Regions from separate parts of the Homo sapiens genome. Here region 2 is linked to region 1. A link is an interaction called in ENCODE POLR2A ChIA-PET data of the cell type or tissue named here. Cell type or tissue: Panc1. All regions are shown on one strand. Each heading gives the region's core, and the rest is flanking DNA. Links, peaks and the distances in the headings are about the cores only. Region 1 holds the start of MAFG (MAF bZIP transcription factor G). Region 2 overlaps RFNG (RFNG O-fucosylpeptide 3-beta-N-acetylglucosaminyltransferase).

Evidence for each region. ChIA-PET counts read pairs that join two places held together with the same protein. Peaks named below come from ENCODE experiments on the same cell type or tissue, not always from the same donor. Only the 100,000 strongest peaks of a DNase experiment are listed, where the experiment ranks them.
Region 2: POLR2A ChIA-PET joins it to region 1 with 12 read pairs; 11 of 35 experiments call an interaction of 5 or more read pairs at or near these places.

What each region holds. Positions count from the first base shown.
Region 1 is chr17:81,914,864-81,931,510 of GRCh38, reverse strand. It overlaps MAFG (MAF bZIP transcription factor G), which reads left to right and starts at 3,776. Exons shown (of 3, transcript NM_002359.4): 1 at 3,776-3,983; 2 at 8,297-8,361; 3 at 8,454-13,241. The coding sequence starts at 8,326. The coding sequence ends at 8,906. It overlaps MAFG-AS1 (MAFG antisense RNA 1), which reads right to left and starts at 8,612. Exons shown (of 3, transcript NR_186500.1): 1 at 8,279-8,612; 2 at 7,297-7,432; 3 at 7,000-7,092. It overlaps SIRT7 (sirtuin 7), which reads left to right and starts at 13,335. Exons shown (of 10, transcript NM_016538.3): 1 at 13,335-13,472; 2 at 13,544-13,681; 3 at 13,792-13,896; 4 at 15,830-15,900; 5 at 15,999-16,071. The coding sequence starts at 13,380. It overlaps MILIP (MYC inducible lncRNA inactivating p53), which reads right to left and starts at 3,682. Exons shown (of 2, transcript NR_015454.1): 1 at 3,066-3,682; 2 at 758-2,035. RefSeq lists silencers at 3,183-3,702, 3,853-3,942, 4,323-4,372, 13,266-13,735 and enhancers at 5,153-5,242, 5,750-6,705, 7,403-8,602, 13,086-13,135, 13,254-14,150. In Panc1, for the core only: no CTCF peak of the experiment used is centred there; no DNase peak of the experiment used is centred there; H3K4me3 peaks cover 3,202 bases; H3K27ac peaks cover 4,210 bases.
Region 2 is chr17:82,040,042-82,048,958 of GRCh38, reverse strand. It overlaps RFNG (RFNG O-fucosylpeptide 3-beta-N-acetylglucosaminyltransferase), which reads left to right. Exons shown (of 8, transcript NM_002917.2): 8 at 152-1,057. The coding sequence ends at 233. Among named protein-coding and RNA genes, the nearest start is that of DCXR-DT, 6.6 kb to the right of the region's middle. In Panc1, for the core only: no CTCF peak of the experiment used is centred there; no DNase peak of the experiment used is centred there.

The DNA.
Region 1 (16,647 bases), core at 5,221-13,220:
CCTGGCAGTGCTGGGAGACCCTGGCAACTCCTCCCACCTGGGCAGAGGTGCCCCCAGAAGAGATTGTCCCACAGGCCACACGCCTGTCCCAGGACCAAAGCTGCCCCGACCATTCCCCTCAAAGCCAGTTTCCCTGCTAGCGCCCATTCTCAGGTGCTGACGCAGAGCAAGACGAGGGGCGCGGGGCTGCCAAAGGTGCTTCTGGTCCGGGGACACAAGGGAAGCCAGCAGGCGACGCGGGTTTCAAGTGAGGCAGACTGGTCTTGGGCTCCAGAGGAAGCACAGGGAGGTGAGGAGGTGTGTGGGGGGCTGCAGACGGGCTTTGCAAGGAGGCGTTTGCTTCAGCAGGCGGGCCCTAGGAGCTTTCCCACTGTGGGTTCCTGATTAAGCAGAGGCCAGAGGCAGGTAGAGCCAGAGTCCACAGGAGGCTCCTGACGTGCGTGAGAAGTCTGGGGAGGTAGGTGAGGCAGGCTGTGGGGAGGTGGACACCCAGGAAGCCACAGAGCGTGAGGACGGGCCCACCCCAAGTAGCAACATGTTTTATGTGGGCCTCAGCAGGTCAAGGAGGGAGATGGTGCCGGGGGCCAAGGACCCAAGGATCCTGCCAAGAAGCGTCGAAACGCTGCCAGGCAGAGGAACCCTACAGGGGGCCCCTGGGGGCTGGCCAGATGGTGCTTTCCCTGCTCCTGTCACCAGCAGCTCTGACACCTCTCAGTCCTGGAAAGCCCCCTCCAAAAATGAAGCGGTTTGGAGTGAGTCCCCAGCAGGCCAGGTGGGCCCTGGAGGAGGAGCTGCCCGCCTCTGCTTGGCTCAGCTTCTGCCCCCATTTATTTTTCATTTTCCTTTTTTTTTAGAGAGGTTCTCTGTCGCCCAGGCTGGAGTGCAGTGGTATGATCACAGCTCACTGCAGCCTGCAACCCCTGGGCACAAGCAATCCTCCCACGTCAGCCTCCTGAATAGCTGGGACAACAGGTGTGCACCACCATGCCCAGCTTTTTTTTTTTTTTTTTCTTGTAGCGATAGGGTCTCTATGTTACCAATGCTGGTCTCAAACTCCCGGGCTCAAGCGATTCTCCCACTGCCTCCCAAAGTGCTGGGATTATAGGCTTGAGACACTGCACCCGGCCTGCCGCAGTTTCTTGGTTGGAATTGCCCTGACTCCAGCTTGCCAGCTGGGGCCCTTGCCCTGCCCAATTCTGCCACGCCTCTTCAGTGCCCGGCTGACCCCTGTCCATGGTACTTGTGCAGGACAGGCTCAGACTCTGGAACCAGTGGGTCAGCAGCCCCTGGCCAGGCAGAGATGGGCAATGTCCACCCTGGGAGGGCCCTGCCTGGAGACCAGGGAGAGCAGGGCTGGACTGGACCCGTCTGGGTGTGGACGCTAGCACCTCCCTCCCGGCAGCATCTGGCTGAGATCTGCTGCTCTCAGGAGGAACCGATGGGGTCTTAAGGTCAGTCCCACAGAAGCTGCAGCCTGGGGCGGGAGGATGCCGGGGAAGTGCCTGCGGGGCTCAGTCCCACAGAAGGTGCAGCCTGGGGCGGGAGGATGCCGGGGAGGTGCCTGCGGGGCTCAGTCCCACAGAAGCTGCAGCCTGGGGCGGGAGGGTGCCCGGGAGGTGCCTGCGGGGGCCAGTCCCACAGAAGGTGCAGCCTGGGGCGGGAGGATGCCCGGGAGGTGCCTGCGGGAGGAGGCATCCAGCTGTGACGGGAAGTGAGCTCCTGGAGGTGCAGAGAAGTCCAAACAGGGAGCCAGGCCTCAAGGCCGCACTTAAAGCCGGTCGTGGAGATGAGTGTGCGGAGTGAGAGGGATGCTTGGAAACCTGTGGGCCTCTCTCGCAGTATCCCTCTCAGTACAGTAGCCTTTCGCGGTTCTGGTGGCCTCATGGTTTGGCCCAAGCATGGCTGCACCACTGTGTCCAGGGACAAGTGTCCTGGGCTCTCCGTGGGGAGCTGGCCAGGAGCCGCTGGGGAGGTGAGGAGATCTTCGTGCAGAGCCAGTGCCAGCCCTCACTGACCACGGAACACCTTCAGCTCTCTAGGAGGACAGGGAGACAGGTCCTAGGGGTTTGGCTTGGGCTGTTTCCACGTGGCACCTCCCCTCCCTCGATACTCTTTCTACAAGCCACCGTATGCTACTCTGCAGGTGCCTGGGACCCCACCCACCCCAAGAAGATTCTGGGGTGAGGGGCAGCAAAGGAGCCTGGGCAGCTCCCTGAGTGTCCTCCCCAGCCCGTCCTGCCCATCTCTATGACAGTGCCCAGGGAGGGGAGGACTGAGGCTCCTTCCCAGGAGAAGACAGCACCGCAGTGAGGACGATTCATAAATCCGTTCCAAATTCGCGCGGAGGTGCAAATGAGAGCGGGCTCGACCCTGTGAGGAGGAGTTGGGGTGTGGGAGTGAGTGGGGACAGCCTGGTGAGCGTCTGCCCGCGGGGTGGGGGCTGCCAGCCCCAGGGCCAATCACCCCTGGCTCCTGACGGCACCGTGGCTCCAGCTCCCGCTGTGTGGCACGGAGGGCGGGTCCTGAGGAGACTCGGGGGCCCGCCAGGTCCCCGCTGTGTGGACCTAGCCCTCACCGCCCAGCAATGCACGACTTCACCCTCCCGCGGAGCAGGATGCCCAGCGGCTCAGGGCGCCCTCCCCTCGCCAGCCCAGTGTGGTGTGGTAGGATGAGGACGCGAGCAGGGAGGAGAGGCAGGAGACGGAGCTGCACTCCTGGCCTCAGGGCCCCGTGTGCTGTTTTGTACACTAAGGTTGAGGCCTCGGAAGCCACGCCAGGACCATATCATGCCCCTAGAGCCTGTGAGACTCGGGCTGTGTCCAGAGCAGGGGGAGCAGGTCCCCGACGACTAAGGACACCACCGTAAGAACCACACGCAGCCCCACAGCGCACACGGCGACAACGTGCTGTGGGGCTCGGAGGAGTTCCTGGGGTCTGGCAGGGACAGGCGGAGGGACGCTTCTGAGCCTTACACCTCACGGCTTCGGGACTTTGGGGCCGGCCTGTTCATGGACGGAGCCCAGGAGGACCCCACAGCCCGTCCCCGCCCCTTCCTCCCCGCTCACCTGCTGGCGGGGCGGCCACCCTTCCCCTCCCAGGATTCACAGCTGCGAAGGGAAGAGGGTGGAGGAGAAAGTCCAGACACGGGATCCCCCGTTTATCTTCCTCCCGAGTCCTCGCCCCCTACCGCTGGGCATCTCCAACAAGCAGCGAAGTCTCCCCCGGGCGGAGCTCTGGGTACACGTGGCGCAGGAAGGGCCTGGGCAGCTCGGGGTCTGCTGCGCGGGCGGGGATCGCCCCTCGCTGCTGGGAGCTGCCAGGCCGTCCCCGCCCCGCGCCGCTCCGGGACCCCCGAGTTGGAATCGCGGGGCCCCGGCGGCGCCGTCCTGACGCAAGAGCGCCTCTGCCTGGCAGGGCCCAGGCCGGCACTCGAGGGGGCGCACGCAGAGCCTGCCCTAGGCTGAGCACTCGAGCTGGAAAACGCCGCCGGCGTCCGCGAGCTTGGACAGGGGCCCTGGACGGCGGGCGCAGGAGCCAGGCGAGGCAGGCTCCGGCTGCAGGACGCCGGGGGCTGGGGGTGGAGACCTGGCGCTTTGGCCGTGCGCCCAGGCCCGCCCGTGAGACCCCGCCAGGCGCTAGAGCAGCCAGTGTTGCCAGGGACGACGGCGCGCGGGTTGCGCATGCGCAGTTTGCCCTCCCGCCGCCGCGCCTTCCCCTTTAAGCGCCGGCCGGCCGCGTCGCCGCTTCATGAATGGAGCCCACGTGACCAAACATCATGTGACGTCTGTGGAGCGGCGGCGGCGGCGGCGGATCCCGAGCCTGGTCCGGCCCGGCCTTCCCAGTGCGCTCGGCCCGGCCCGCGCAGGCGGCGAGTCCTCCGAGCCCCGGGCCCGGACCCCTCGCGCCGGTCCCTGCCCCGCGCGGCCTCGGAGCGCGCGCGGCCCCGCCCCGCCCCGGCCTCGGCCCGCCGGGCCCGCAGTGTGGTGAGTGCGGCTGCGGCGGCGGGCCCGGGCGGTGGGGGCGGCGCGGCGGGGGCGGCGGGGGCCGAGGGGGCGCGCAGGCAGGGCTCCTCCCGGAGCTAGGCGGGCGGTTGGGGGCCCGGCGGCGGGGGCCGCTGGTTTCGGGTCTGCCGCGCACCCTGCTGGCGGCCCGTGCCTCGATTTCCCCAGCGGTCAGGAGCCAGCTCCTCCTGCCCCTGGCGCCCGGGTACTGGAGGTGGGCCGCGGGCGGCGGCGGACCCGCGGAGCCGGGCGAGTGCGGAGCGGACTCGGAGACCCGGGCGTCCTGGAGGGAGGGGCACTGGACGGCGGGAGGAAAGGGTGGGGTCGAGCGAGGCGCCCGGGGGTCCGCGCCAGGGCCCGGCGGCCCGGCCCGCAGCTGCTGATTCATCCGGTGGCCGCGTCAGCTCTCCCCGGCGCGGGGGTCCGCGGCGAGCCCGGGAGGAGGGGCGGCGATGGGGGTGCTGCGGGGAAGACCCTGCCCCTGGCTGGGGCTCGGGTTCCGTCAGTCGCGTGCCAGAGCCCGGAGGGAGACTTGCTGAGTCATCAGCGTGAGGTCACTCGGTGCTCAAGCTGATACCGGAGGGGATTCGAGCGAGGGGCCTCGGGGACTAAAAGGCCGCCAGCGGGAGGTGGGAGGGAGCCGTGGGGATGTGGGAGGGGGCCAGGCCCGGCGCCTTGGGGTGCCTGTTTAAGTGAGCGCCGAGCGATCCAGTTGAAGGCAGGGGTGCTTGAAGAGGAAGTGGGGGTGGCTCGCTGCAGGTGTTCTCCCGGGGTCAAAGGTGAAGCCCCGGGCGGTCCACCCCTTCCCAGGCGGCTCTTTTCCGGCAGCTGGTCCTGGTCCCAAGTCTGGAGCAGTTTTCCAAACTGGGAAATAGTTCCCTGAGTGAGGGAGGGGAGGAGCTTCGGTGGGCCGAGCTAGCCAAAGGGGAAGTCGGCTTTCCCTGGGACTGGCCTGGTTGGACAGCCCCTGGCCAGAGATCGAGGTCCTGGGAGAAAGAGGGGTGTGTGTACCAAGCCCTGGGTGACAGTGGGCTGGGCAGGGAGGAAGCAGGGGCAGCTCTACCAGGAAACGGCAAAGGGGAGGAAGCAGCCCAGCCTCTCTCCCCAGTTGGCCCTGGAGTCTGGGTTGAGACTGTAGGTGGTGGGAGCTTCAGGGTGCCTAGCCTTGGGGTGCAGCAGATGGGCTGGTGTGGATGGCACAGGGTGGCAGAACGCAGCACCCAGCCACCCTAAAGTTGTCGCTACCTGAAGTGGGGTCTCAGCGTTGTGTGAAGTTAGCAAAGGGAGTGGCCCTGTTGGGTGTCTGGCCTGGCAGCCCAGGACGCTTAGAAAGTGGCAGCTTGGGAGTGATGTGGCCAGAGCCACCTTTCCTTGGGTATGTGGAGATTCACGAAGGTTGACTTCCTTTGCCCAGGAGTTCATTTCATGGCTGGGTTAGGCTACTTTGTGGTTTGCCCTCAGGGATGCCCCCCGCCCCCCGCCACACACACACACACACACACACACACACACAGGTCCATTCTCAGTGAGCACCCCCCACACATACACACAGAACACAGGTCCACTCTCAGTGAGCCCCGGGGCTTATAGATTCCAGATGTTTCAATGTTTTAGCTGACCGTTGGCCTGGAGTTTGATGCCCTGGGAAAATTTTGGGGTCCTGGAGGGACATTTATGTACATCTTTTTTTTTTTTTTTTTTTGAGACGGAGTCTCACTCTTTTGCCCAGGCTGGAGTGCAGTGGCGCGATCTCAGCTCACTGCAAGCTCTGCCTCCCAGGTTCACGCCGTTCTCCTGCCTCAGCCTCCCGAGTAGCTGGGACTACAGGCGCCCACCACGACGCCCGGCTATTTTTTTGTATTTTTAGTAGAGACGGGGTTTCACCGTGTTAGCCAGGATGGTCTCGATCTCCTGACCTCGTAATCCACCCACCTCGGCCTCCCAAAGTGTTGGGATTACAGGTGTGAGCCACCGCGCGGCCCATTTATGTACATCTTCTCAGTCACTTATGCATCAGTGGAAACTAAGTTTTAGGTTCTGTTCAAAGAGTGACTTTCAGGAGCTGAGAGCTTATGGAGCAGAGGCCATGACTGCCGGGGAGTTTCGGCCGCTGGGCTTTGCAGCCAGGTGGGGCTGTCTGTGTTCAGGCACGGGAGTTTCTACTTTAGCCAAAGGAGACGGAGCTCCCAAATCTCCCTCCCTTTCCTGGCTCTCAGTGTGAATGGGTGGCCTAGGTACCCTCGCAGGTTGCGGAGCCGTGACCATCTGTGCCTCCTGCGTGAGGTGGGCTTATTAGCCTCTGGGAGCAGAGGGTGCATGACAGGCCCCAGCTCTGCCCAGCCTTGAGGGCTGGAGGAGGGCGGGGGCAGCTTCTCCTCAGTCCAGCTCCTGGGATCCCTGCATGGTCCCTCTCAGCCCAGGTCCAGAGGCCAGGCCAGGAGCCTGGAACGCACTGGCTGTGCTCAGGGCTGCCCCTCCCCCACCCCCCGGCGCACCTTTGATAGGAGGCGATGGCTTGCACTTGTGCTGAGTTCAGGCCTTCTGCGGAGGGCAAAATCTGTCGAGGAGGCACTTTTCCGTGTGATCTCTTCAGGAAGTCACCACTGTCATTGTGCTTAGCAGCAGGGGTGGGGGCGATGGGGGTGGGAGAAGCTGGTGCCAGGGCAGTGTCTCTGCACCCTGACTTGCACTCAAGGCTGGGGGGCCCCTCCATGCTTGGCTGAGGGCCTGTCTCCTGGGGCAGTGTTGTGCCGGACGTGTAGGAAAGGGCTCCTGTGGGCCTTCTGACCTCCAGCTCAGGTCTTCCCCATCCTTTATCTGGAAGAATCCAGTGGCTGGAGCCTCGGGACCTTGCCTCTGAGCTGGCTTGGCTGTGGGGAGGGGTCTCTGGCCTCCCCTCCCTGCTCTGTGCTTGCAGCCTCACCTCCTGGTCCCAGGCTGGGTGAGGTGGAGTCTTGAGCCTGGTGAGGATGTGTGCATCCGCCTGGCCACACTTCAGCTCCCCTGATGAGAGTAAGAAGCCCCCCAGCCCATAATTTCCTGAAGTGATCCTAGCTCCTCTGGAGGAGTCTCCCATCTGTCTGCATCAAACCTGGAAAGTGGGGGATGGAGCATGAGGCGGGGGTCCATGCCCAAGGGTCTGGTGGGAGCTGGGCTGAGCTGGGAATCCCAGAAACATCCTTAGCAAGAAAGTGAGAGCAGAGTGCTGGAGGGACCCCGAGTGGGGAAGAGTTGGTTGTTAAGTCCGGCCACCCCAGCACTTTTGTTTTTGCTCCCTGGCCCTGTGGGCACTCACCCGGGGCAGGGACCAGAGAGCAGGCTGCAGCTCGGAGGGGCTGACTCCGCCAGCCTTCACGTTGGGCAGGCCCGGGGTGGCTCACTGTGGGAGCCCTTGTGAAATACCCTGGATGGGGTGGGGCAGGGGCTGCTTCCTGCAACCCAAAGCCACAGGATGGTTACTCCATCAGTGGAGGAGGCCGACTGGGAGGTCTAGAGGGGCCTCGGGCCAGGCTCCTCCCAGCTGATGGCCTGCCACCTGGAAGGTGGGGGAACTCCCTGGTCAGTCCTGCCAACAGACCAGAGCTAGATGGACGGCCCACCCCCAGCTTTTCAAAGTTAGGAGGCTGGGAGACTCGGGGTTCCCTGTAGCCTCCTCTCTGGCCAGGTCCCCCGTGGGGCCCCTGTGCACCCAGGGAGCAGGGGGCTTTGTCCGAGGCCGGCTCAGGGGAGGTGGCTGTAGAAGGTAGGACCCTGGAAGATGCACACACAGGGTCACTGGCTGGCCCTCACCTGCTATTGGCCAGGCTGGGGGCTGCGGCTCTCGTGGGGCGCTGTTGGCTGGCGGGCCAGGGAGTGCGGGCGCGGCGGGGAGGCAGAGGCAATGTGCTGAGTCAGCGTGACTCGCCAGGAACAGCCGCGCTCTGGGCAGTGCCGGGGTTATTTTTAAAGCTCCCGGCTTCCTTCTAGGCCTGCCTCTCCCGCGTCTTATTCCTTCTAATCTCTCCCCTGCCCCTTGTCTTGCGCCTGCCTTCCTAACAGCCTTCAGTTCCCCTTCTCCCGTCAGACCTTCCTGACCTCCCACCTGGTTCTCTAGGGGCAGGGTGGACAGGAAGCAGCTCAGCCCAGCCTGGGAGAGGCCAAGGGCTGCCTCCTATCAGGTATTGGGGGCTGGGCACCTGGACAGCAGGCTGGGGCGGGCTGTGCGGCAAGGGCTCTTGTGAACTGGGCCGGGGGCGGGGGGGGGGGGGTGCGGCGAGGGTGGTCTCCAGGGTACTGACCTGCTCCGTGTCTTGCAGAGAGCGCCTGCTCGCTGTGCCCCCGGGTTATGACGACCCCCAATAAAGGAAACAAGGCCTTGAAGGTGAGTGGGCAGGGACAGGAGCCTGTGGGCTGGGGTCGGGGGGCACAGTGGGCGTGCCCGCTTGGCCTGTGACCACCTGCACTGTGCCCCAGGTGAAGCGGGAGCCGGGTGAGAATGGCACCAGCCTGACGGATGAGGAGCTGGTGACCATGTCGGTGCGGGAGCTGAACCAGCACCTGCGGGGCCTGTCCAAGGAGGAGATCGTCCAGCTGAAGCAGCGCCGGCGCACGCTCAAGAACCGCGGCTACGCTGCCAGCTGCCGCGTGAAGCGGGTGACGCAGAAGGAGGAGCTGGAGAAGCAGAAGGCGGAGCTGCAGCAGGAGGTGGAGAAGCTGGCCTCAGAGAACGCCAGCATGAAGCTGGAGCTCGACGCGCTGCGCTCCAAGTACGAGGCGCTGCAGACCTTCGCCCGGACGGTGGCCCGCAGCCCCGTGGCGCCAGCCCGGGGCCCCCTTGCCGCCGGCCTGGGGCCCCTCGTCCCAGGCAAGGTGGCCGCCACCAGCGTCATCACAATAGTAAAGTCCAAGACGGATGCCCGATCGTAGGGACGCGCGTCTGCCCAGGCGGGTCTTTGCGGGGCCACTAGGCACATGGCGAATTTGGCTGCCCTGTCCCTCTGTTTCCTTCTCTTCTCTTTCCTCCCTCTCTTCCCCACCCTTCTCTCTTCCCTGCAAAGCACAACCTGTACCCCAGGGGCGCCGGGCTGAGCCCCTTTGATCTCGTCATTGTCGTCGTGTGTTTTGTATGTTGGGATTGGTCAGTTCGGCGGTGACGTGGGGTCGCCCCAACCCCTTTTGTACCAGGGCCATGCAGGCTTGGAGTCCAGAGTTGGTGCTGTGGGAACGGACTAGAGAGAGTTGCGGGAGAGAGAAGGAGCAGGCACGCTGGGCCTCGCGTGTCCCCGAGCAGTGAGGGTCCCAGTGTTCCCTCCACTCCCGAGTGGCCACAGGCTCGCGGGCTGGGAAGGATTCACTCTCTTTAGCCCCAGGGGAGCAGCTCAGCTTAGCCCAGCATGAAGAGATGGGCTCTGCTCTGAGAGTAGGGCGGGCTTGAAGGCCCTGATGGGTGGACCACCAGCCTGGGCGCAGTGGTGCTGGGGGCGTGCAGCTGGGCCCAGGGGCTGTGCACTCAGGCCTGACCCGTTGCACTGAACAAGACCAAATCTCTGGTTGTGCGCTTAACGTGAGGGTGGGTCCAGTGTGCCCTGCGATGGGTCCCGTGTCACTGTTTACATGACCTATTTGTGTGGTTATATAGCCCTTTATTTAAAAGAGAGAAGTTCCTTTTACAAAGTTATTAAATTAATTATATGTTTAAAAGTTAAAGAAAAAAGAGCTGCAGAGTATTTATAAAACTGTCTTTTAGAAAAAAAACAAGCAAGAAGACCATTTGACCATATGAATGGAAAAGGGAAGAAAGTATAATAGAAACTTTGCTAGTTAAAAAAAAAAGAAAAAAAAAGAAAAAAAATCCCTTTCTTGTAAACTTACGGACACCTCTTTGTGGCTGTTGGAGTTTAGTTTTTATATACACAGAGTTATCAGACATTATTTATAAAACTTAGTTTAAAAAAAAGACAAAAAAAAAAAAGCCAAGCCGTGAGCCGACCAGAAGGCCGTCCTCTTTGATATCTTTTGCAATTGTACCGAAAGTGACTTACTCCTCTGCCCTTCCTGCTTCCGTCTCTTGCCGGTGCCGTGGTGTCGTCCGTGCCTGGTGAGGTTTTGTGCAGCGGTAAAGTGCTGGTGCTTCTGGTGACCTTTGACCTGTGGGTGTCACTTCTTGTGTCTGTTTTCCCGTGTTCGTTTTTTGGGTTTAGTTGTGCTTTTGCTTCTGCTGGCTTGCTGGACCTGGGCTGGGGTGCCAAGTGGCGCCTGCTGCGTCAGAGCTCAAGGAATCTGTGCCCACCACCAGCTCCTGGTCCGTAGGAGGTGAGACATGGGGTTCTGTCATGCCCCCCTCCACTGAGCCTTGGCTACATCTGTGTCTAGGGCTTGGGCTGATCTAGTGGCGGGGTAGGTGAAACTGGGGTCCCTTGGGGCGCCCCACGCTGCTTCCACACCCACCACCTCTGGCCTTGGGTGGTGGCATTACAGGGATGAGGGAGTCACTGTGGGTGGCCACAGGGCTATGGCCAAGCGTTCCCTGGCCGTCTTCCTCTGGCCTCAGCTTTGTTCCTATAGGCTGCCCGCGCCGTGGGCTGCAGGTCTCGCCGCCCGCTTGATCCCTGAGGTGTTTCCATGCTGCGGGTGGTGCTTCCAGGCAGAGTGGGTGGGGGCCCACCGGGCACCGCCCTTTCTTCCTTGTCCCTGCCTCACTCTGAGAGCCTTGGGGGTCTCCACCAGTGCAGACAAGGGCTACAGTCTCCAGGGCCGGGTCTTGTCCCTCTTCTCCGCTGGTCCACGCTGGCAGCTCTTGGCTTCGGGCCTGCCTTCTGCCTCCCTTTGGGATCTGTGTCTTCCAGGGATCAGCTGCTTGGCTTCTGCTGGAGGTGCCTCCCTGTGGGGGCGCAGCCTGCCTCCTGCTCTCAGTTCCTCGCCAGAGGCTGCTGCCCTTCCTGGCTGGGCTCAGGAGGCTCCTTGTAGGCATATGATGGGGAGGGGGTGCCCCTACCCACCTCCAAGAGGCTACAGCCCTGTGTCTGGCCATGTGAGCCCTGGCCTTTCACCGGGTTGCTGGTTTCTTTTCTGTGGGGCCCAGACTTCTGTAAAGCACACAGATGTGGGTAAGATGAAAAACTGTGGCCCAACAGGGCTTAACCCTATGGATGGTGGGATTTTTATCCAATAGTTTGGCCTGGTGTGCCCACAGGATGGGAACAGGGAGGCACCATCAACACTTGTCATGTTAATGAGCTTTTCTTTGCTCGAGGTGTTCAGAGACAAGTCCTGTGTCTACCTGCGTCAGCCTGAAAATGGAAATATTGGCTGTTGACTCTTGTCATTTAGTGACTTCATCCCCCTCCCCTCAGTCTGATCTTGTCTAAGTAGAATCCAGGCGTTAGTTGGAATCATATCATAAGTATCCATGAAGAAAACGTCATGATCTGCCTCGGAGTGGGGAGAAACAGGCCCTCCTTGTCCTTGTGCAGCCCCCACTTTTGTCCTGGCTGTGGGTGGCCATCCATTTTGAGCACCTCTGCCAGGCTGCAGACCTGGAGGCGAAGGGAGTGTGGAAGAGGAGGGTGTAAGGGTCGACGCGTGCTGAATGGGAGGTGCAGGTCCTCGGTGCGTTGGCAGAAGAGGCTTCTGGAGTTTCGAGGCCATACCTCCTTTCAAGAGCTTTGGATTTGGGGCGACTTCCCTGGGTCTAGGGGAGTGTTCCTGTCCCCTGTCAGGTCAGCCCTGCGGAGCCACTCCACCCCTCTTCCCCTTCCCCTGGATTTCCTGACATAGATGGTGTGTTCATGTGCAGGTGTGAGTGTGCTGTCCTTCTGATCTCTGTTGATCCCGCTTTCCTACTGAGAGGGTGGTGGAGAGGGTGGTGGTCTCTTCTCACCTCAGTTTTTCTGACACAGCGAATCGAGGGCTTTGGCCAAGGCCAGGTCTCTCAAACTTGTCCGCCAAGTAAACCATGATATATGTCTTCCCTTCCACCTTAACTTTGCCCCAACTCCTCTTTTATCCTAACATGGACGCTCAGATTTCAGAGGAATACCCAGCAGGGACAGGTCAGCTCTCACCAGGAGAGTGAGGCCCCTGGCTGCTGCTCGGGGTGGCACTGGTGTTGCTGGCTCAGCTCTTGGTGCATGTTTCAGATATGTGTGTACACTTCTGACTGGTGATCAGGGCCCGGCCCACGGCCCTGAGCGGCTGCAGCCTGCTTTGGGACGATGGTCAGGTCCCATGTTGTCCCTGCTGCCTCCCTCTGGAGTGGCCACTTGGCCAAAGCGCCCATCCACATCTGGAAAGTCGGAGCCGCAGCCTGCTGCACCGTTTCCGCTCTGGGATCTTGTGAGTTACTTTTTTAGGCTGTGGTTTGGTGAAAGGAACCAACACATTAACGATTTTTCCCCCAGAAGCCACTGAATAATTCTTTTTGGTGTATTTTTGCCTTCCTGTTGGCTGTCTGGCCTTGGAGCAGGTCGGGAGAGTAGAGTACATAATCAGTGCCACACAGAGGCAGGGCGTGTCTGAGAGACTAATGCCTGTCCTGCCTCTGGCCTGTGTCCTGGGTGTGTACCATACCTGCTGGGCCAGTCCCACACATTTCCACCCTGCCCCTGGAGCAGCAGCTTTGATACCATGGGTGTCCCTTGAGTCTGAGCTAGAGTGTGTCCCCGATAAACTGTGAGACCTCCCTGTTCTTGGTGACCCCAGTTGGGCTTTGGCCCCTCCAGCAACCTTGTGTCCCAGCCCTGCCCTTCTTCCCACCCCCTCAATCTGCTAGTCCCTGAAGCCTTTAACCAAACGGGAGTGGGCACAGAAAGCCTTCTCCTGGCAACAGGACAAGGGCTGCCCGCGTGTCCAGCCCTGTTGCTCTCCTGGCGCTGAGAGGTGGGTCCAAGCAGAGTTGATCAGTCCCTGCCTGCCCTGCCTAGGTCTAGCCAGGGGAGGTTGTGTGTGTGGGAGAAGACCCCGGGATCTGCTGGGGTGGGATGGAGGTTATTAAAGATCTAAGTGAGGAGGGGCTGGGGTTTGGATGCGGGGTGAGGCCCGAGCGCTCACACTTCGTGTAGGGCGGGCAGGGGCCTGACCTCTTGCAGGGCAGTGGCCTTGGTGCCCTACCCCTGCCCTGCGCAGTATTTATTGCTAAATTATTGTCCAGGAGGGGCAGCACTGGGCCTGGCCCCCCGGGTATTTATTGCTGTACATAGTGTATGTTTGTGATATATAAGGTTTTCTTTATTTTGTATATGATCAATAAACCTTTTAAAGAGACTGGCAGGTGCTTCTTTGGGGCGACGCGGCGGGCGGAGCCGGAAGGGGTGGGTGGGGGCGGGGCCCATCTTGCGCATGCGCCCTGAGCGCGGCCTGCCGTGTGAGGCGGAAGCGGAAGAGCAGGTCTCCAGGGGAGCGATGGCAGCCGGGGGTCTGAGCCGCTCCGAGCGCAAAGCGGCGGAGCGGGTCCGGAGGTTGCGGGAGGAGCAGCAGAGGGAGCGCCTCCGCCAGGTACGCCGCCGCCGCTCCCCGGCCCGGCCATGCCCGGCCCGCGCCGCCGCTCACCGTCCGCCTGCCCGCAGGTGTCGCGCATCCTGAGGAAGGCGGCGGCGGAGCGCAGCGCCGAGGAGGGCCGGCTGCTGGCCGAGAGCGCGGACCTGGTAACGGAGCTGCAGGGCCGGAGCCGGCGGCGCGAGGGCCTGAAGCGGCGGCAGGAGGAGGCGAGTTCCGCGTGCGGCGCGCGGGCGCCCCCGGTTTCGGGAGCAGCTGGGGCGACGGGCGGTCCCGGGTGGGGCGGCCCGGGGCGGTGACCACCCTGGCGTCTTGGCAGGTGTGCGACGACCCGGAGGAGCTGCGGGGGAAGGTCCGGGAGCTGGCCAGCGCCGTCCGGAACGCCAAATACTTGGTCGTCTACACAGGCGCGGGAATCAGCACGGTAGGGAGGGAGGCGGAGGCGTACCCCAGGACGGAGTATGAGCTCCAGTAATCGCGAAAAACTCGCCTTTAAAGCAGCTCTAAGGTTTTTTCTCTTAAAGAAACGAAATGACCAAAACTTACCTAAGGTAAACGCTTTTTAAACGCTTGGCCTCTGTGTTACAGCCAGTTAAAAAAAACAAGGAGTAGAGATACGAATGGGGTGTAGTAGCCGACTGCTCGCAGGCACCCCCAGGTTATGTGGACAGAGCTAAGCCCAAAGTTGTGATTTTCCACTCTGTTCTGTCCATGTCGAGGGAAGATAAGTAGAAAGTGACACAGTAAGAGCCAGAATACACCAGGTGAAGGAGAGAATTGCATTGTGTTTTGAGAAGTTTCACTGACAAGTTATCCTGGGCTGTGGGACATCACTAGCTTTGAAAGTGTAGCTGGCACCTCGTCCATCTAATTTGATGGGTGTGTGTGGGGTGTTGGGCACGCGTCGGCCTAGCAGATCTGAACCCAGGTGATTTCTGTTCTCAGGAAGCTTTTAGGTGACAAGGATCAGGCATGTGAACAAATAACCATACTGTAAAGCTGGCTGTGCTGGGTCGCTAGAGCAAACTCAGACACACACTCTGCGCTCTTGGAGTTGGGAAACCCACCTGCGTTGGCTTTTTGTGGGAGGTGGCCTTGATTGGGCCTTGAAGGATGGGTGAGATTTACAGAAGGTTGGAATGAGGCACTCCAAGCAAAGAACAGCAGAGGCTCAGCAGCAAGAATGCAAAAAGGGAGTTCACTACTGACTCAAATACCCGGAGCCCTGGGGTTTAGTCTCCTCCCTCCACAAGTCACATGTAAAAGTCCAGTCATGCTGGGCGCGGTGGCTCATGCCTATAATCCTAGCACTTTGGGAGGCCGAGGTGGGCGGATCATGAGGTCAGTAGTTCAAGAACAACCTGGCCAACACGGTGAAACCCTGTCTCTACTAAAAATACAAAAATTAGTCGGGCATGGTGGCGGGCACCTGCAATCCCAGCTACTCGAGAGGCTGAGGCAGGAGAATCACTTGAAACTGGAAGGCGGAGGTTGCAGTGAGCCGAGATCATGCCACTGCATTCCAGCCTGGGCGAAAGAGCTAAACTCCGTCTCTCAAAAAAAAAAAAAAAAAAAAAAGTCCAGTCATGTAATTATGTAACAGTCACGTGACCTGTTATGGAACTTCCAATGGCAACTAAAAGCACATGCAGCTAGTGGATTTCATCGGAGTGTTTGAGGTTCCCGTCTTGAATGTGACTGTCGGAACTACTGTCCGGGGGGGTGGTGCATTTTTCTGAGTTTAAGCAGGAGTCGGGAGTCCCCAAAAGGGAACACAAGACACCTTGATCCTGGCATATCTTGTGTGCCCTCTGTGGGCCTCAGTTTGTTTCACAGGATTGAAAACCTGGGAAGTTAGATGCTCATCTCATCTGAAGAAGTTGTTCTGCCTTTGTTAAGGTGGAGCGGGAATAGTCAGCACTGGGACATGAGAATGGACAGTCGCCTGGACCCACCTAGGGATTCACCATTTGCTAAATGTGTGAGCTGTGGGCTCGGCCCTGGGGGCACTTTAGGAACATGACTAGTCTTCCCCTGCAGTGTGGAGGACACATGTGCCACAGAGCCCAGCTTTGTGCTCGGTGCCAGAGAGGCTTCCGGAGGCAGGCAGGGCTGCGTGCAGCCTGGAAGGATGAGCCAGGCCAGGCGGGAAACGGAAGTCCAGGTAGAAGGGAGGAGCCGAATTGGGGTACACTCCATATGGGCTCAGGCAGGTCAGCCTGTGGAATGAATAGAGGCCAACATGCAGGCCAGCCCGGAATGCGGCAGGAGTGACAGTGGCTTTCCGTTTCTGGGAATTCTGCCAGTACCTACAGTGGTGCCTTTTGACTTGGCTTACCTTTTTTCTCGACATGCAGGCAGCGTCTATCCCAGACTACCGGGGCCCTAATGGAGTGTGGACACTGCTTCAGAAAGGGAGAAGCGTTAGGTAAGCGGGCCAGGCATGGCCTCCCACATAGGCTGGGCAGCGGCAGCACGGGCCTGAGCTCCAGCTCTCCTCACCTTGCCTTCCTTTCTGCCTGGCAGTGCTGCCGACCTGAGCGAGGCCGAGCCAACCCTCACCCACATGAGCATCACCCGTCTGCATGAGCAGAAGCTGGTAAGAGCCCTGGGTGGCTGGTACACTTGCCAGGGACCAGGCAGAGCACCTTGGTGCCCAGTGGGCAACTAACTGCACCCGCCCTCTGTCTGCCAGTTGACTCCCATGATGAGCACCCACCAAGCGGGTTAGGCCGCGGGTTTGATCCTCCTGTGCTTGACTCTCCAGGACAGAAGGGGAGCTCCCCCTCTGAACCATCCCATCCGCAGCCAGCCTCAGCCTCAGAGCTGCTGGTGGCCTTTCCCCTTTGTGATTCCCTTGCATTTTTCTGTGGACCTCAGAAGCCATCCTAGTCACAGGGGAGGCTTATAGGACATCTCTGGGGACCTTCTGCTGAACACCCTCAACCAATGGGGTGTAGTGGTTGATCTGCCTAGGTCCCCAGGGACCTGAAATGTCATGACCCAAGAGAGCATGGATCTGGGGCAGAGTGGCCCTTGCCAAACCCCGAGCCACTTCCCAACCTTGCCGGGACGGTGCAACCTCTTGCCCTCCCAGCCACTCCAGGTGCATCAGGGCTGGAGGAAGGACAGCCCCTCCCCACCACAGGCCCTCTTGACTCCTGGTGGTTGGACC
Region 2 (8,917 bases), core at 1-8,000, 120 kb before region 1:
CCTGACCCCCGCTGCTCCCTCCGCCCACGGCCCTGACCCCGGCTTCTCCCTGTACCCACGGCCCTGACCCCAGGTTCTCCCGCCGCCCACGGCCCTGGCCCCCGCTTCTCTCTCCGCCCACGGCCCTGACCCCTACTTCTTCCTTCCCCAGGTTTAAGTCTATCCATTGTCTTCTGTACCCAGACACGGACTGGTGTCCCAGGCAGAAACAGGGCGCCCCGACCTCTCGGTGACACCAACCACCCCGACCCAGGGCTGCCTGGCTCTGTCCCAGGCGCGGGGAACCAGAGCCCCCTATGGGCTCAGTGGGCTCCCTCAGGTGCCACGGCCACACCAGTGAGATGCAGGCACCTGGCAGACCCTCTGGCTAGCCTGCAGCCCCCCCTCTCCCAGCCCCTGGTGGGCTGCGGTGATGGGTGTTTTGGGAGAACGAAGACAGCCAGGCTGATGGCCAGGGCCGCAGTGCCCCTCCCCCCGACCCAGCCCCAAGGTTGATCCCACGGGAACAGGCTTCCACCCCAGCACTTGCGCACCTGGGAGGGAGCTGCCATCCGGGCTCCATTACCTGTTGCTGAAGGCGGGTGCTAGGCTGGCTGGGTGTCAAGGAGCAGGCTCCAGGCCAAGGTCCTGGCCCAGCCACGGCCATTGCAAGGGCTCAGCCTGGCAGGCTTTGTGGGGGACGCCGCCCTCTCTGCCGCAGGCTGGGTGCACGGCCGGGCACCACAGTGGGACTCAGGCCCGGGAAGGTCATGTTCTCGACCAGAGCTTTGCTCCCAGTCCAGGCGCCTCATTCGGAGGCCTCTTGACTGGGACCACAGAGATGTTTTCTCCGCTCTGACTTGTGGCTCAGGACTACTTTCTGGGTCGTGCTCCTGCCCCACTGTGCCTGGGCCCATAAACAACAGGAGCCTTTTGTTCCGCTGACCTGCCCATCCCAGCAGACCCACCTCCCCGCCTGGTGCCTTCCATGGAGGGAAATGGGACAGGGGCCGTCATCTCCCCTCTGCCTCCTGCTTTGCTGTTGCCGAGCACGAGTAAAGCTTTTGTTCTTACTTCACGTGGCTCCTGTCTTAGTCACCCACCGGCCCAGCTCTCCTCGGGTCCCTGCCATATCCCCCTTCTACCCCAGGAAGGCTCTGTCCCAGGCAGGGCTGTATCCTTGCCGTCCTGCCCACCCAGCCTTGAACCCACCAGACTCTTCTTTGGAAGCCAAAATCTCCAGCAGAGGTGGCGTGCGAGGGTCCCGCCGGGAGGGACGGACACTGGACGCTGCCCTGAGAGGCCGCCTTCCTGAGCATCGTGCTTGCCTCCTCCCGTGTGTTGTGTGGAGCCAGGTGCACGTGGGTGTGTATGAGGGTGGGTGTGCGTGGGCGTGTACACGAAGCTCAGTGGACACATTGAGAGTGGGTGTGTACGTGCATGTAGGTGAGTATCCACCCGTGTGTGCGTCTGTGTGCATCAGTGGGTGTGTGCGTGGCAGTGTCTGCGTGCGTGGGTGTGTGCACTTGTGCGTGGGTGTGTGGAGGGCAAAGAGGAGGCACCCACATAACGCGCGTGGAGTTCGCTGGTTTCTGTCTCATTTGTGCTCAGCCTGGAGTAGAAGGCACCCCAAGGAGACTTGAGGTTAATCATGACTGGGTCCTCAGCCAACAGCCCAGGCCCTTGGCTTTGTCCACTGCAGGCTCTGGGCTGGGAGAGGAATTCTGGGGCTCAGAACAAGTGTCGGGTGAATTTCAGCAAGTCTGAAACCTGCATTTCAACAGAAACGAAAGAAAAGCGAATTCTTGAAAATTGCTGCAGAACTGTAGACGTCCCCTGCGTCCCCTGCGTCCGCGGTGGGTCTGCCCGCGTGGCCTCGGGGCCTCACGCTGGCTCTCCCGGATGCACGGTCTGGGTGTTGCGCTTTTCTCTGACCTCATGTGGACCTCCCTCCCTCCTAAGCCTGCGCCACACGGTCCCGGCATCCTGGGAGTGGGGAACGTGGACTAGAGTGCGTTCACGCCACCAGAAAGGGTGTCTAGGGACAAAGTGTCCCCAGTGGGTTGTTTCCAGGGCATGAGGCTCTAGCAAATCTTGGTGCACACACGCTTTCCGGAAGAGTCCAGCTTGCAGGTCCTCTGAGAATATAATGTTGTATCCGTTTTACCTAAACTCCGTCAACACTAGTCTTAAAACCTAAAGCCTGTTACTGCTGTCTAACGGAAAGGAGATGATCATTCATGTTTAAGCCACACTCTAAGGTTGCATAGTGCCTGGTCCGGGAGGTCACCCTGTCTCATTTATCCTCCCCATTTTTTTTGGCCTAAGTTCAGGTCCACGAGGTCCTGAGGCTTTTCTCCTAAGTGACCAGTTACGCTGCTCCCTTTTGTATTGTTGGGTTATGTTTATAAACGTTTCAAACCAGCAGTTTTCCGCTTTGATTCAAATAACCATTCCCGGGCAGGACCAGTCCCAGGCTCGCTGTTCTGGGCAGAGCCCCTGGCCGTCCCAGGCCCAAGTCCCTGCTGGACCCAGTTGGCTCCAGCTGCAGAGAGTCAGTGTGGACAGGGGTGAGGAGGGAACCAGGGGCGGCCACCCCTCTGGAGGAAACAGGGCTTGGAGGAGCAGGGGGGCTCTAGGGGGCCGGCCTGGTAAGAAGCAGCCAGCCAAGGTCCCATAGGCAGGTGCTGTTAGGCCCGCAAGGCAGCGACGTGGTCACAGGCACAGGTCACGTGGGGTGTGTCATGGTACCTGATGAGACAGTGTCCACACTCAGTGGACACCTCCCTTCAGCCCTAGGAGTTTTGAACAACACAGGAAACCACCAGCTCCAACATGTCCAGAGAGCACCTCCCGACAGCAGCAGAACACATGCTCTCCTCGAGCGCACGAGAACTTTGTCCAGGAGAGGCCAGATGTTAGACCACAAATCAAGTCTCAGTGTGTTTTGAAAGATAGATACTAAACCCTGTCACAGTGGCACGAGCCTATAGTCCCAGCACTTTGGGAGGCCGAGGCGGGAGGATCACTTGAGCCCAGGAATTCCAGACCAGCCTGGGCAACATAGGGAGACCCCCATCTCTTAAACAGAATAAAATGTATTATACAAAGTTTCATCTCTGAGCCCACAGCAGAAGGAAATCTGGAAAAGTCACAAATTTGTGGAAATGTAACAACGCACTCTTAGCCAGTGGGTCAAGGAAGAAATCACAAAATACCTGGAGACAAATAAAAACAACTTAAAACTTAGGAGATACCATTTTGCTGAGGGAGATATTTACAGTCGCAAACGTTACATTAGAAAAGAGGCTACTCTGGGCCACGCTGCCTGTGGCATGGCCCTGCTCTGTGTGGAGCCGCTTAAAAATAACACTAAAATAGGCCGGGCACAGTGGCTCACGCCTGTAATCCCAGCACTTTGGGAGGCCGAGGCGGGCAGATCATGAGGTCAGGAGATCGAGAGCAGCCTGGCTAACACGGTGAAACCCCGTCTCTACTAAAAATACAAATTAGCCGGGCGTGGTGGGGGGCGCCTGTAGTCCCAGCTACTCAGGAGGCTGAGGCAGGAGAATGGCTTGAACCCGGCAGGTGGAGCTTGCAGTGAGCCGAGATCGCGCCACTGCGCTCCAGGCTGGGCGACAGAGCGAGACTCCGTCTCAAGAAAATTAAATAAAATAAATAATAAAAATTTAAAAAATAATAATACTAAAATGAGTATAAATGCTTGAGGGGGTGGACACCCCATAGTCCGTCATGTGTGTCTGTCACACTGCATGCCTGTATCGAAACATCTCAGGTACCCCATAAATATATATGCCTCCCATGTACCCACAAAAATTTTAAAAAATAATAAAATAATAATTAAAAGAAAAAAGAGGCTAGGCATGGTGGTTCATCCTTATAATCCCAGCACTTTGCAAGGCGGAGATAGGAGGATCACCTGAACCCAACCTGGGCAATTTAGCAAGACCTTATCTTTACAAAAAAAAAATTGATAATTAGGCACGGTGGTGTGCCCGTGTAATCCTAGCTACTCGGGAGGCTGAGGCAGGAGGATGGCTTGAGCCCAGGAAGTTGAGGCTACAGCAAGCTGTGATGGTGCCACTGCACTCCAGCCTTGTCAGTAATCAAAAAACTCCTGACAAGGAAAAGTCCTGGGCCTGATGGTTTCACTGGTACATTCTACCAAACATTTAAAGAAGAACTGGCCGGGTTTGGCCGGGCGTGGTGGCTCACTCCTGTAATCCCAGCACTTTGGGAGGCCGTGGCAGGCGGATCACAAGGTCAGGAGATCGAGACCATCCTGGCTAACACGGTGTAACCCCATCTCTACTAAAAATACAAAAAATTAGCTGGGCGAGGTGGCGGGCGCCTGTAGTCCCAGCTACTCAGGAGGCTGAGGCAGGAGAATGGCGTGAACCTGGGAGGCAGAGCTTGCAGTGAGCCAAGATCACGCCACTGCACTCCAGCCTGGGCAACAGAGCGAGACTCCGTCAAAAAAAAAAAAAAAAAAGAACTGGCCGGGTGCAGTGGCTCATGCCTGTAATCCCAGCACTTTGGGAGGCCAAGGCGGGCGTATCATCTTAGGTCAAGAGTTTGAGACCAGCCTGGCTAGGCATGGTGAAACCCTGTCTCTACTAAAAATACAAAAATTAGCAGGGCATCTGTAATCCCAGCTACTCAGGAGGCTGAGGCACGAGAGTCGCTTGAACCCGGGAGGTGGAGGTTGCAGCGAAGCAAGATTGCACTTTCACAGCAGGTGAAGGAAACGACGGGTGACAACAGAATGGCCAGGAAGGCCGTGGCTTGGAGTTCATTTTCCTACCCAGCACGTCCTCGCTATGCAGACGGCAAAACATGCGACCTCCCAAAGCCTGGGGTCTGAGCAATGAAGGACCTGCCTAGCCCATGCTGGGGGATCCACAGGCTTGGGCGCCCAGGCACAGGGCACATGGAGGTGGCGGGGAGGGCTCCTGGCTCTACTCCTGGGGCACCAAAGGCTCTGGGGGCAGGCTGAGTGTCTACACATGGCTTTCCATGGCCCTCAGAGGAGACCCTGTAGGAAACTTTCTCTGTAGCATCCGTGAGCTCAAATGCTCCTCCACGGCGGGGGGTGCTTATGGCAGGAAGGGCCTAGCACTGAGCCCACAGACACCCGCAGAGTCGATCATACCTCCCGGCCTTGGGCTCCCGGGGAAGCCTGAGCCCCATATCCTCCTCTCTGTAGGGACTACAGAGGCTCAGAAGGCCGGACGCGAACAGGAGGGCCCCACCCCCATCCGGTCGTCTTAGGAACAGTGGCCCCTGCTGTTGCCTCGCCACATGGGACCATCCTGAGAGCTGGAAGGACCGGCCAGCTGTCCCGTGGAAGATGGGAGCTGGGGGTTCTTAGGTCTTTTTGACCCCCTCATTGTCCAGAAGAATCAATATGGCCTTAGGGAGCCCTTGGCTTTCCTCCTGGAGCGGGAGCCTTTCCCCAGCCCCCACCTATGGTTGCTTTCCAGAGCTCAAGGCTCAGGCCCAGCTCCCAGCACCAGGTGCAAACCTGGCTCAGCCAGGAAGGCCAGCAGCCACCCAAGACCTGTAACCACGTTGGCCGCCTTCACCTGCTCTCCCCCAAGCTCAGCCTCATGGCCCAGCTTCAGGGAGCACCAGGGTCTGTCCCCTCCTGAGGGTGGCTCTCCTGCAGGAGGACTTGAGCCCAGGGACAGGGTCCTGGCCAACCCTGACTCCTAGCAGGGATCCTCACAGAGAGCAACATCGAAGCCGAAGCTGCTGATTTCCAGGGTCCTCTTTGCCACCATGGACCAGAGCGTGTGTGTCCGTGTGCGACTGTGTGTCTACACACATATTCACTTGTGCATGCCTGTGGGGGGTGTGGATACATATGTGTATACACGCATGTCTGTGGGCCTGTCAGCTGCAGTGCATGCACCCCCATGCTCAGGCCTGCATGTTCACATATGCTCCATGTGTGCACTTGTGTGGCTGCCTGGTCCATGCATTGCCATGTGTGCTCACGTGTGCATGCCCGTGTGTGCGTGTGTGTGTGTGTGTCCTGTGTGGCTGCTGTGCCATGGCATGCATGTGTCCCCGGGTGCACACACATGTCCCCGTGTGCATGCTCATGTGTGTCTACACCTGTGTGTGCCTGTGTCCCCGTGTGCATGCTGATGTGTGTGTCTACATCTGTGTGTGCCTGTGTCCCCATGTGCATGCTGATGTGTCTACACCCGTGTGTGTCTGTGTGTGTCCCCATGTGCATGCTCATGTGTGCCTACACCCGTGTATGCCTGTGTCCCCGTGTGAATGCTCATGTGTGTCTATGCCCATGTGTGCCTGTGTGTGTCCCTGTGTGTATGCCCAAGTGCTTGTGCTCACATTGGCATGTGCCTCTGCGTGTGTGCACACAGACATGAGGCCAGGAACAGGTGGCCTCTCCCTCCCAGGGTCCCCCGTGCTCTCTCTCAGTCATGCCTTCCTCCCACCTCTCCAGGAAGCCCCCTGTGCTCCCTCTGGCCCTGCCTGTGTGGTTCACATGCTACTGGCCTCCATTTAATGGTTTCACTGCAGCTGTGTCTCTGAGGGCTCAGTCTTTTTTTTTTTTTTTTTTTTTTGAGATGGCGTCTCGCTCTATCACCCAGGCTGGAGGGCAGTGGCGGGATCTCGGCTCGCTCCAAGCTCCGCCTCCCAGGTTCACGCCATTCTCCTGCCTCAGCCTCCCAAGTAGCTGGGACTACAGGCACCCACCAACAGGCCCAGCTAATTTTTTGTATTTTTAGTAGAGACGGGGTTTCACTGTGTTAGTCAGGATGGTCTCGATCTCCTGACCTCGTGATCCGCCCGCCTCGGCCTCCCAAAGTGCTGGGATTACAGGCATGAGCCACCGCGCCCAGCCTTATTTTAAAAAAATTTTTTTAAAACTTTTTATTTTTTATTTTTTTTTGAGACGGAGTTTCACTCTGGTCACCCAGGCTGGAGTGCAATGGTGCGATCTTGGCTCACTGCAACCTCCGCCTCCCAGGTTCAAATCATTCTCTTGACTCAGCTGCCTGAGTAGCTGGGATTACAGGCACGTGCCACCACATCCAGCTGATTTTTGTATTTTTAGTAGAGACGGAGTTTCACCACGCTGGCCAGGCTGGTCTCAAACTCCTCACCTCAGGTGATCCACTGGCCTTGGCCTCCTGAAGTGCCTTTGTTCTCCTTTTTGCCCTTTGAAGCATGTGATCTCTGTGACCTACTCCCTGTTCTTGCACCCCCTCCCCTTTCAAAATCCTTAATAAAAACCTGCTGGTTTTGCGGCTCAGGCGGGCATCAGGGTCCCACCGATATGTGATGTCGCCCTGGGAGGCCCAGCTGTAAAAGTCCTCTCTTTGTACTCTTTCTCTTCATTTCTCAGCCAGCCAACACTTATGGAAAATAGAAAGAACCTACATTGAAATACTGGGGGCTGGTTCCCCCGATATCTGGCGCGCCAACGTGGCTTTTCTTTTTCCTGAGTGCATGTGGGGACCCGCTTCCCTTTGGTAGTTGTGTAGAAACGTTCATCGGTCCGGTTCACAGAAATGCTTGTTCGACTCAAAAAAAAAAACCAAAACTGACTCATATGGTTTAGTAATAGACTGGGTACCAAAGGGCTATTTAAAAAACAATTGCTCCTGTGGCGGGAGGGAATGCCTGGAGGCTACTTGTTTTATTTCTTATTGGAAGAACGAGGATCATCATTTTACTTTGTATAGGAGGTTCAGCTCTTTCTTTCCCTTAAAATGGGAAAATAAGGACATTGTCCCCCGAGGGCTCGTGTGATACTCCCCATTCTGAGCTCAGAACACCCAGAACTTTGAAAATTGGCTCTTGCCACATCCAGACTGCGAGTATGGGAAGGGGAAACTTTTCTGTCTGTTGTCCCTGCTACCGCCCCTCGCGTCCGTGATTCTGAACCCCATGATAAATCTCCTTTGAACCCTTTTCCTCTTTTTGATGCCAGTCCTCTTTTATGGGACTCCAATTGGCATTACGATAATTTTTCTCAACCCAGGTATGCCACTCTACCTCTTCAGCATCCCCGGGCACCTCAAATTGCTTTTTTTTTTTTTTTTTTTTTTGAGACGGAGTCTCGCTCTGTCGCCCAGGCTGGAGTGCAGTGGTGCGATCTCGGCTCACTGCAAGCTCCGCCTCCCGGGTTCACGCCATTCTCCTGCCCCAGCCTCCCGAGTAGCTGGGACTACAGGCGCCCGCCACCACGCCCGGCTAATTTTTTGTACCTTTAGTAGAGACGGGGTTTCACCGTGTTAGTCAGGATGGTCTCGATCTCCTGACCTCGTGATCCACCCGCCTCAGCCTCCCAAAGTGCTGGGATTACAGGGGTGAGCTACCGCGCCCGGCCCTTCAAATTGCTTTTTGACAGCGGATAACATCGGGTGTGGCCACCACTGCTCCTCTCCCTCAGTATCAGTGTAGATTCAGACATTCTGCTTTGTTCACCTCCAATGTGACTATTCCTATAGAGTTGTGTTAAGCTTCGTTATATGCTGTTAGTGGGGAATATCAAAATTTGGACGAACAATCAAACTATCCAATGTATTAATTGTCATTTATATACTTGTGTTAACTCCCGTTTTGACTCTAGGAAAAGTGTAATGTTGGTTCGAGCTCGAGAAGGAATCTGGATACTGGTAACTTTACCCAGACCTTGGGAATCTTCCAAAGCTGGGCAAGAGGGCAGAGGGCTAGGGGCCAGGATCGGGCCCTCCAGGCAGTGGTTGGGAGGGCACAGGGCACAGGGTGGGGGTAGGGGATGCCGAGGGTGCTTCTGACCAGCCAGCAGGACTCACAGGGAGCAGGGCTTGAGCCACGGATAACAGGACCAGTGAGGCCTGGTCCACTCTCCTGGGGGCACGTGCAGGCCGCTGGAGGGGTCTAAGCAGATGGGCCT